2 separate regions of the Homo sapiens genome follow, and region 1 is linked to region 2. The links are chromatin loops, found by intact Hi-C in ENCODE. Cell type or tissue: GM12878. All regions are shown on one strand. Links, peaks and the distances in the headings refer to the core of each region. The heading gives the core; the rest is flanking DNA.

Region 1 (2,500 bases), core at 1-2,500, 49 kb before region 2:
AGCCCCAAAGATGTAACTTACATATTAGAAATTTCAAAACTAAAAGGAACAAGGATCCTAATCCAACAGAAATAGTTTTGTAATAGCATGAATATAAAATTTGAAATGACTAGGTTAAATGCATAATTCAAGTTTTCTTTCATCTTAGTGGCACATAGGTAGCAAAACACCAGCAAGTCATTACCGCAATTAAACAACATTGTAAGGTTATCTACAACAGGTTGAGCATCTCTAATCCAAAAATCTGAAAACTTTTGAATGCTGACATGATGCTCAAAGGAAATGCACATTGGAGCACTTGCGGATTTTGGATTAGGGATGTTCAACTGTTTAACCTGTAGGGTATAATACAAATATTCCAAAATTTGAAAAACATCTGAAATCCTTCTGGTACTAAGCATTTCAGATGAGGGACACTCAACCTGTACAACAGCCTTTGCATGAGCTGGTGGTACTGAGCCACTAACAGCAATGTTCAGTGTATTATGCTAATATGTATATTCAAAACAGTACTTACTTGATTAAGTCCATGTCACTGAGTTGTGCTAAAATAGTTGCTAAGACATGTCTGAGTCCCCTTCGAAAGAGTTCGCTGAGAATATCTACACATTCTAGGCCCATTTTTCTGCCAATTATATTCTGCAGTCTAAAATTTCCTCTGGCTATAATTTCCTTCAGCATCTCCCGATCTACTTTAGGATTTCGTTTTGCATTCTTTTTTAATGTTGAACAAACCACTTTTTCAAAATGAAGAACTGGCAGCAAGTTTTTGTTGGGATATTGGTCTGGGCTTTGTATTTGTAGCAGGCAGGATTGTAGACTGTCACCGAAATTCTCCTCCAGGAGGCTACCTTCTTCATGTTCACTGAGGCCACTTTGTAGAGAAAATGAGGAATAGCCACTGTCTTCATAAAGTCTACTGGTCTCTAGTGCTTCTATTTCATTTGTACTATTAAGTGTCTGTTGCACATGTTGATTTTCCTTGTTATGCAAGCGCTTGCTTTCAGTTTCAAGTTGTACAATCCTAGGGCTCACAATCGGTGACCCAATACATGACAGCCTTTCATAGTCTTTAATGCAGTCTTTACAGGAACCTTCCAAATATGCAGGGGTGTAGGAAACTAGTCTTCCAATGTCATCAGGTTTTACCAGTTTAAGTCCGGAATGAACATGGTTACAATTAAAATCACACTTCATTTTGACAGAAAGGGTAGAACTTTCTTCTTTACAACCTATAAAAAGAACATAACATTTACATCTTAATGGCAAAATTTCCACACATCCCTACTTCTTAAATTGGGATATACAAAGATTACTTTGCAATCTCTCAGCATTAGGTATTGTCTACATGTACTTGCTTACATAGCTGTGATGTTATTCAAGTTTAATTATTGATATGACAATAATATGTGAAAATATTACTTAAATCTTATAAGTACATACATATTATATTATTCTTGAGAAGGCACTTCAGAACAGACTGCTTTTGGATCTGCCTGGCTGTAACACCTGACTGTTGTCTATAACTGATTGAGTAAAAAATAGTGGAAAAAGGGGCTATATAATAAACATCTGTGTTTATGGAACAAATGAAGAAATGTGATGTATCAAAAGAGTAGGCGCTATGGTCAAAGTTATCCTTAAAGTAACCACAAATACTTTTAGATTCAGTGTTTATTCCTTGGACTTGAAATGACATTATGGTTCTCTTTGACGTAAGCACAACCCAAGCCACTGACAGCAAAAGTGGTTAAGATTAGTACAGGAGGACAAGGTATAAGGGTGGGAATAATCTTGATAAAAATAATAAAAATTTTGTGTATTATTTCACTATTAACAATGATTGCAAGCCTTAAAATAACTATTCAAGAAATCTATAGGTAGCTTGGAGAAAAGAACTAATAACACATTTAAACATCTATAAATTAAAGTCTACCTGAATTCCCACAGCTCTTATCTCCAAGTTTTATTCTGATGGGTGCTCCTGGTGACCTTCTAATATATTCAAAGCGTTTGTCTACCTTACTGGATAGTAAACTCGAGTACCGGGACATCTCCCTGTACCTTGTCTAATATGTGCTGGAAACTGCTCTTTAATCACTGAACAAAGACATTCCACGACTAATTTACCAAAGAACCGTAAGTATGAATAGTTCTGCTATCAATCAAAAGTAAGTGTTGGTAAATAAGAATGACACTCTAATCAATTAACCAGATTTAAGAATATGAGTGATAGGGCAGCAGGTGTAAATTACTGTTCAATTGCTTTAAATAACTTAAGATAAACTTGCTATTAATGATAAATAGAAAAAAGGGAAAGACTTGTTCAGGGTTTTATTACCACCCTGCTCCAACCCCCGGGATCTAAGAAATCAGTTAAGACACAATGGAGCAGGCAGCATCTTAAGATAGCTTTAAAGCAAGATTTCACCATCCCTGTGCTACAGACATTTTGCAGTGAATACCTCTTTGTTCTCAGGGACTGTCCTGTGCATTGTAG
Region 2 (7,092 bases), core at 2,023-4,522:
TATCCCAGGCCACACAACTGGGATGTAGCAAAGGCAGGATTAAAATCCTGTGCACCTGAATATTAGTCCAGTGCTCTAATTCCGGTATAATCAGGACTCTCTCAATCTGACATGTGCTCTCTCCAATGTTAGAAAACAAAATCTGAAGAGTGGTAACTTGATGTAAGTCAGTAATGTATTGTGGCTGATTAGAAATGGATGACTTTTTGCACAGGAAGTTCAGTGAGGTACATAATAGATTGAACTGGCTTCGGAATAGCCGGAAAGTGCATGCCATGCGCTGAGTATATCAATGAGTCGAGTCAATGAACAGGATACCTTGGTTTAAAACATAGCTTTTTAACAATTATCTTTTATAACTGAAAATATCTACTTTTGCTTGTTTGTTTTTGCCATTAAACAATGATTAAATTTAATTACTCTGTTGACAGGATAGAAATCAGCTGGCTAAACAATGGCACTTCAATGGTCTATTAATTTCTATACCAAGAGTTAATTACAAGTCGGCAAAATTAGAACAAGTTGAATTTCACCTCTGTCTCTGTTTCTTTGTGATATTTTGAGGATATTAAAGAACGGGTAATGGCCAAAATATGGGTATTAGGAAACATAAAGGAGAGAGTAAATATGGTTACGACACTAAACATTAGTGTATGTCATTCTGGAAAGGTCATGTTCTTGATCAGGAAATGAGATTTTAGTGACTTTCTGGTGAAACTTGTGTTCAAAAGAAAGAAATTAGGTGAAAACGGCCAGGCGCAGTGGCTCACACCCGTAATCCCAGCACTTTGGGAGGCTGAGGCAGGCAGGTCACTTGAGGTCAGGACTTCGAGGGCAGCCTGGCCAACATGGTGAAACCCTGTCACCACTAAAAATACAGTAATTAGCCCGGCGTGTTGGCGGGTGCCTGTAATCCCAGCTACTTGGGCGGCTGAGGCAGGAGATTCGCTTGAACCCAGGAGGTGGAGGTTGCAGTGAGCTAAGATCGTGCCACTGCACTACAGCCTGGGTGGCACAGTGAGACTCCGTCTCAAAAAAAATTAGATGAAAACAAACCTCTATTACTTTAGCAAAAAGAATGGAAACTCACTAGTTTATATTTAAATAATCACTATTGTAACTCTAAACATGCCTCAAAAAGAAAAAATTAAGTATTCTACAAAGCTCCATCAATCAGTGACATCAGAAAATCAGGGGCTGTGTGGATAATAAGAAAATGTTTTACATAAAAAACTAAACATTAAAGAACAGAAACTGTAAAAATAAGGGACATAGTATGGAGAATATTTTTTCTCCTAACACTGAAAAAGAATGGAACAGTCATCATTTTAAGATGCTACAAATATAGCACAAAGGAATGGACTAAGTAATCTAGACAACTATCACTTTAAGATGTCACATCTTACATACTTTGGGGGCAGAAATGGGCTTGATAATCTTCCCAAGGACTCTCATTTTGTATAATTACAGGCAAAAGAAGCACATATTTGGGCACATTTGGATCATCTGGTTTATTTGCTATGTGCAATAACTTTAAAATAATAAAAATTAGCATAAAATTATTATACTGATAAAATACAAGTAGAGTTGTTTAGATACTAAAATTCGAGGCAGGCTAAAAGCCTGAAGAATGCAGTTTTAAGATGCAGAATTATACCGGTGTTAGAAATACAGTGTGACATCAGTAACAAATGTGTTGAGGCTACATATTTATTACTGATGTCACACTGTATTACATTTATTAAATTCTCCCCACCTTGCTTTTATGAATACATTTTTCATGTTCATGTAGGAAATAAAAAAATAAATCAATCCTTTGTGCGTCTAATTCTAGAAGGTTTCTCATTTTGTAGAGACAATAGTCCTGGAGCACTCTGGAATACCAATGGCATTTTAACCTAACTAATTAAAAAAAACTATATAACTTAGGTACTGTATATCTTATTAGAAGTGAAATCGTTTATGTAGCATTCCAAACTTAGAGGTTAATAAAATAGACACTAATTCCTTTTATAGATCTCAAAGCAAGGAGTGTAAGGCAGCCTGGGACCATGCCAGGTATTGGAGGAGGAACAGATGACTGTAGCCCATAAATGTTCAGGTGCACAAGAGAGGGGCATGCCATTTAAATGCAAAGGTAAAAATCACAGTTGTTTAGGAGAAACAAAAAAGACAAAAAGAGGCTGGGATGGAAAAGAGAAGACATTCTAGGAACCTCTATGTTCTCTAAGTGCTTTGAAGCCCTCTGGAGCTCCATCACACAGGGCTCCAAGGGCCTGGCCACATTATTAACCACTCTTTCACCAAATGCTTTTAACTCTGTTAGCTGGAACATTTCTCAAGAACAAATTAAGTTTTAAACAGTCAATGGAAAAGTGCTATTTGGTTGCTAGAAGTATTGCTTATTGATTAGGTACATTTTGGCAATGGGAAAGACACTTGCACTTTCAATAACAGAAAACCTAGAATAAGTAATATAATTTCCATTTCCCACCTAAGAATATTAGTGGTCAAGGATCATTTTTCATTTCTGTAAAGAGTCAATCATAAACATCAACAAACATGTCAGATTTCTTTTTTTTGAGTACCTATACCAGAGGTTTTCCAACTAGTATGTATGTGGAAAACTTGTTAAAAGTGCAGATTTCTGGGTCCTATTTCCAAAAATTCAGATTCAGAAGTCCTGGTTAGGCCTTAAGAATTTGTTTTTTAAACAAATGCTCCAGGTGATTCTCATTCACATGATCTAGGGGTCATGCTTTGCGAAATACCACCCTAAAATACATTCTCTCTTTCCATTTTCGTTTGTCACAGCAAATTGTGTTTAAGCAGGCTCCTTAGTGTTAGTTCTGAAAAGCAAGTGAACTACCACACAAGTCAGCTAGAGATAAACAGTCAAAGCATAGTAGGGAAACCTAGCCTTCAAACATGTGTTCAAGGAAATTCTCCCAACAGAAGCTGAATTATCTACCCAGTGAAATCTTCTACCCTCTCCACACCCCATGCCCTACCCAATGTGGACAGCCATCCCTTGACGGTTATCCTTGGTCTTAGGAAGCCCACCTCAATGTTTTCCAGATTTTTACCTCTTTTGGTGATAGTATAGAAATGTAATCTTCATATATCATCCTAGCCTTTTCTTCAATTACTTTTTTGTTCTGCTCCTTCTTTAAGTCTTCACAAGCAAGCCAGAAAAGTAGGTTCTCTTCACTGTATTCTGTTCGGAGGAACTCTCTGAAAAGGTTTCTTCCTGCTGGGGCCTTCATCATCTTGTCAAAATTTTGAGACCAGGACAAGACTTCCTCTGCAGTGGGGTTTTGGCTGCAGAGACAGAACGGGGCCGTGATCAAAGGGAACTTTGTGACCAGTGAATGCTAGACCAGGTAAGGAGAGGAGCAGATAGAAATTCTATCAATTTGCTGCCATCTAGTGGTCAGTATTTTGCCACTCAGTCCAGCCTGATGTGCCAAATAAGTATCTGTCAGGACTACGTCAGTTATTTCAGGGTTTTGACAAAAATTCACACAGGCATAAGAGACATGTAGGGAGACAAGCATTCAAACAGCAAGGGGCCTAAACATAATATGCATGCAGTCATCGTACATTCCTAATGAAGCTTGGAAATGTTCAAACTTTAACAATGTGTTGCAAGTTGATAGAAACTGTCTGTAAGTGACTAAGGACAACATGAATTTTTTCTTTGCCTCTAATCAGGATTTCAATTTTCCAGCCATAAGATACAGTTTTTTTTTCTCATCTCTGGTGGCCATTTTTTTCATCTGTCACTTGATTTAAAATAAGAATACACTGTGTGCACTTGTCACATATTTTCCTAAACTTTAATAATTTTTCTGTTGGGCATGGTGGTTCATGCCTATAATCCCAGTGCTTTGGGAGGCTGAGGTGGGAGGATCTCTTGAGTCCAGGAGTTTGAGGTCAGCCTGGGAAACATAGCAAGATCCTGTCTCTGCAAAAAAAAAATTAAAAAATTAGCTGGGTGTGCTGGCATGTGCCTGTAGTCCCAGCTATTTGGGAGTTGAGGCAGGAGAATCACTTGAGACAGGAGCTTCAGGTTACAGTGAGCTATTACCATCCCATTGCACTCCTGGCTAGGCAACAAAATGAGATCCTGCCTCTAAAAAAAAAAAAGGTTTTTTTCCTACGAAAAGTTAATGTACGAATTGTTAGTCATGAATGGAGTTATCATAATTGGAAGCAGAGTGCTTCTATAATGACACTGACATTGGGGAATTTAAAACTATATACAGATCTTTTAGTGACTAGGTGACTGCAAAAACCACTAGTAATTAATCCACTTGCTTATACATTAAAGAAGTAGAAGACAGAAACTTGGAGAGTCTTATGGTTAAAATGATTCTGATCTTCCTTTCCTATTCAATGATTTACTTAATAATTTTCCAATCTAAAAGACATTTGGCCAAAGAAGTATGTTTATATATATATATAAACATATATATATAAAAACATATATATATAAACATATATATAAACATATATATAAAAACATATATATATAAACATATATATAAACATATATATGGTAAATACATATACACATAAAAAGGTAAATACATATATAAAGGTAAATATATATGTATTTACCTTTTTAACCAGGTATTTCAAATAGATTGTTACTATTCCATAATCTCTGCACTTCCTCATTCACTTAAAACAATTTTTAATTTTAAAAAGCTTAAAAATGACCATGAAGCATCATTAAAACCTTCTCATAAAAAGCAGAAAAAGAAAGCACTTACAATTATATGACTGGACTATTTGTATTTTGATTTTAGTCCATAGGTACCTCTCGTTTGGGAGGCAGCACGTGGGGAGAGTCTGCTCTGGTAGAAAAGGAACCAGGAGTCGCTGGGTGCCCTTCCTCACTCACTTGGACATTCCATATCATTTGTGTGTGTGTTTAGACACTTCTCTTATAAAGAGAAAAACTTGAATTCTCAGAAATGAGAAGTAATGAATTAGGGCAATTTTGGGTGCTAATTCATAAGACAATCTTTATTTTTTTTAAAGAGAAAAGTAAATTTAGATCATGTTTTAGCCAATAACTTAACATAGCTAATAGAAAAATTGCTGAAAAGCAACAGCAATGACAAAATAAGATCTTCCAGATTGAATTTGCATTCACTTCCCAAAATCATTTTGAAGAGTACCATGAAGCAAGGGGTAATACTGAGGCACGCAGTTGATGTAAATGGCATATAAATGCAAGAAACAATAGCTATGTGGTTCTCACACTCACCATTCCTCTAGGACCTGGATACTCTCCATTTTTGTAGTGTGTGTGGGTCTTCCCGCATTTTCCCCTCTTTCTTCATTCCTCACAGTGAGGCTGTAATGTAACAGAACATTTAATTTTGTCAAGGGAAATTCAATCAGTTGAAGAAAAGAATAAATTTTTCTGGGGAAACATTTCACAGGAGATCTTATATTCAACTATGTGAGAATATTTAAAGTATAAAAGAGCAATACCATTTTTAAATGATGGGCAAGCCCATGTCAAAGGGAAGAGAATAATTTTTAAATAAAATTATATAGTAAATCAGACTCCCAAAAGTGGATATTGTTAAATATTCTGACTTCATCCTTACATAATCTGAATTACTGAATATTTCTGAGATATATGATTAAATGCCTTAATATTATATATATATGTATATACACACACACACATATGATTACCTTACTCTTTAAACAAAATGTCATTTTGATTTTTGGTTAATTCTATTCATAGTCTGTTTTCCATTAATTTTCCCCGATTGAGAGCTAATAAGATACAATGTGTCAGAATCTAATACAGATTTTGCTAAATTTACATTGTTACCGATAATATCATTCCTTCAATTGCTAAAATCAAGCTACCGGATTTATATTTGACTTTGTTTTTGCCCTTTCACCCCAGTAAATCAATGTCCAAGGTCTTGAAAGGGACAGACCAGTAACTGAGCATTTGGAACAGGTGAGCATTGGGTGGGAGGGGTGTGTGTCTGTGTAGCATAGGTTTGGGAATTCTACAGCATCATAGAGGACAGAGGATAATGCCGAAGGTTTTAGTAGCCCAGAACAAGAATAAGAATAAGAATTGTCCAATGACAATTGCTCCCTAAAGCTGAGCAGTGCTTTAGGGCAAAACACCGAAAACTCTCGGTGTGGACTAGAAACAACAGGTGAGGTCATGGGAGATACTAAGAAGCAGGGTAGGGAGAATAACTCAGTGGCTCGGGAAAATTTGAGCTCCCAAATTAGCCAACTGATCCCTCTGTCTAGAAGCCGAGGAGCTTAAGAGCCTGGCAGAGAGCACAAGAAGTTCAGATAACATCTCTCATTTGTTCCTTCTTTCACTTACTTACTCAAAATAAGAAGCAATGGAAATGATGATTTTCTAGTGCCTGTTATGTGCTGGGCACCATTCTTTTACCATTAATATTATTATCCCCATTTTACAGATGAGCAAAGTGAGGTGCAGACCCGTCTGGGAGGCTGGCCCAAAACCGAACACTAAATAGGTGCTATAGTTGGAATTGGAAGCCTACCCTGTTCAACAACCCTGTATTTCTGAGTGCCTGCTATGAACCATGGCTGCTGATAGACACTGAGGTCATAGACCACTTACTATGTGAATGCAAAGAAGGGTCACTAAACATCGTTGGTATGGAAAGAAAGTGTTTAGGAAGAGGTGCCCAACAAGCAGTTATTCTCAATCTGGAAAGTCTGATAAGAGAAACCAAGACAATGTCTCCTTAATTCCTTCTTTCATTCTCAAGTGCAAGCGTGAGGACGGAGAGAATGGAGCAAAGGGAAATATTAATTTCTGACAAGCGGGCCCATCTACAATGGAAAGTGAGGCTAGATAGGAAAACTGACCTGAGAGAGCAGACTCACTGGAAAAAGGAGAACCCAATAGGAATTGAAAAGGATTCTGTAGTCAGGAAAAGGACATAGAAAACATAGGATTTCATAGTGAAATACATTGAGTTTGCCTCTACCCATTTCTAGGGACAGGGGCAGGTTTATTGGTGTCGAACCATGGAGGGAAAGGTAATGTAGCCCAGAAGG

What was found. Hi-C counts contacts between places; a loop is a spot of excess contacts. Peaks named below come from ENCODE experiments on the same cell type or tissue, not always from the same donor. Only the 100,000 strongest peaks of a DNase experiment are listed, where the experiment ranks them.
Region 1: it touches region 2 in a loop (2.5-fold over the local background); 13 of 110 quality-filtered maps call a loop at or near these places.

The regions. Positions count from the first base shown.
Region 1 is chr6:152,974,390-152,976,889 of GRCh38, forward strand. It overlaps FBXO5 (F-box protein 5), which reads right to left. Exons shown (of 5, transcript NM_012177.5): 2 at 518-1,232. Among named protein-coding and RNA genes, the nearest start is that of FBXO5, 7.4 kb to the right of the region's middle. In GM12878, for the core only: no CTCF peak of the experiment used is centred there; a DNase peak (open chromatin) is centred at 1,077; H3K4me3 peaks cover 2,042 bases.
Region 2 is chr6:153,021,176-153,028,267 of GRCh38, forward strand. It overlaps RGS17 (regulator of G protein signaling 17), which reads right to left. Exons shown (of 5, transcript NM_012419.5): 3 at 5,279-5,368; 4 at 3,087-3,321. Among named protein-coding and RNA genes, the nearest start is that of MTRF1L, 22 kb to the left of the region's middle. In GM12878, for the core only: a CTCF peak has its summit at 3,432 (motif pointing left); a DNase peak (open chromatin) is centred at 3,416.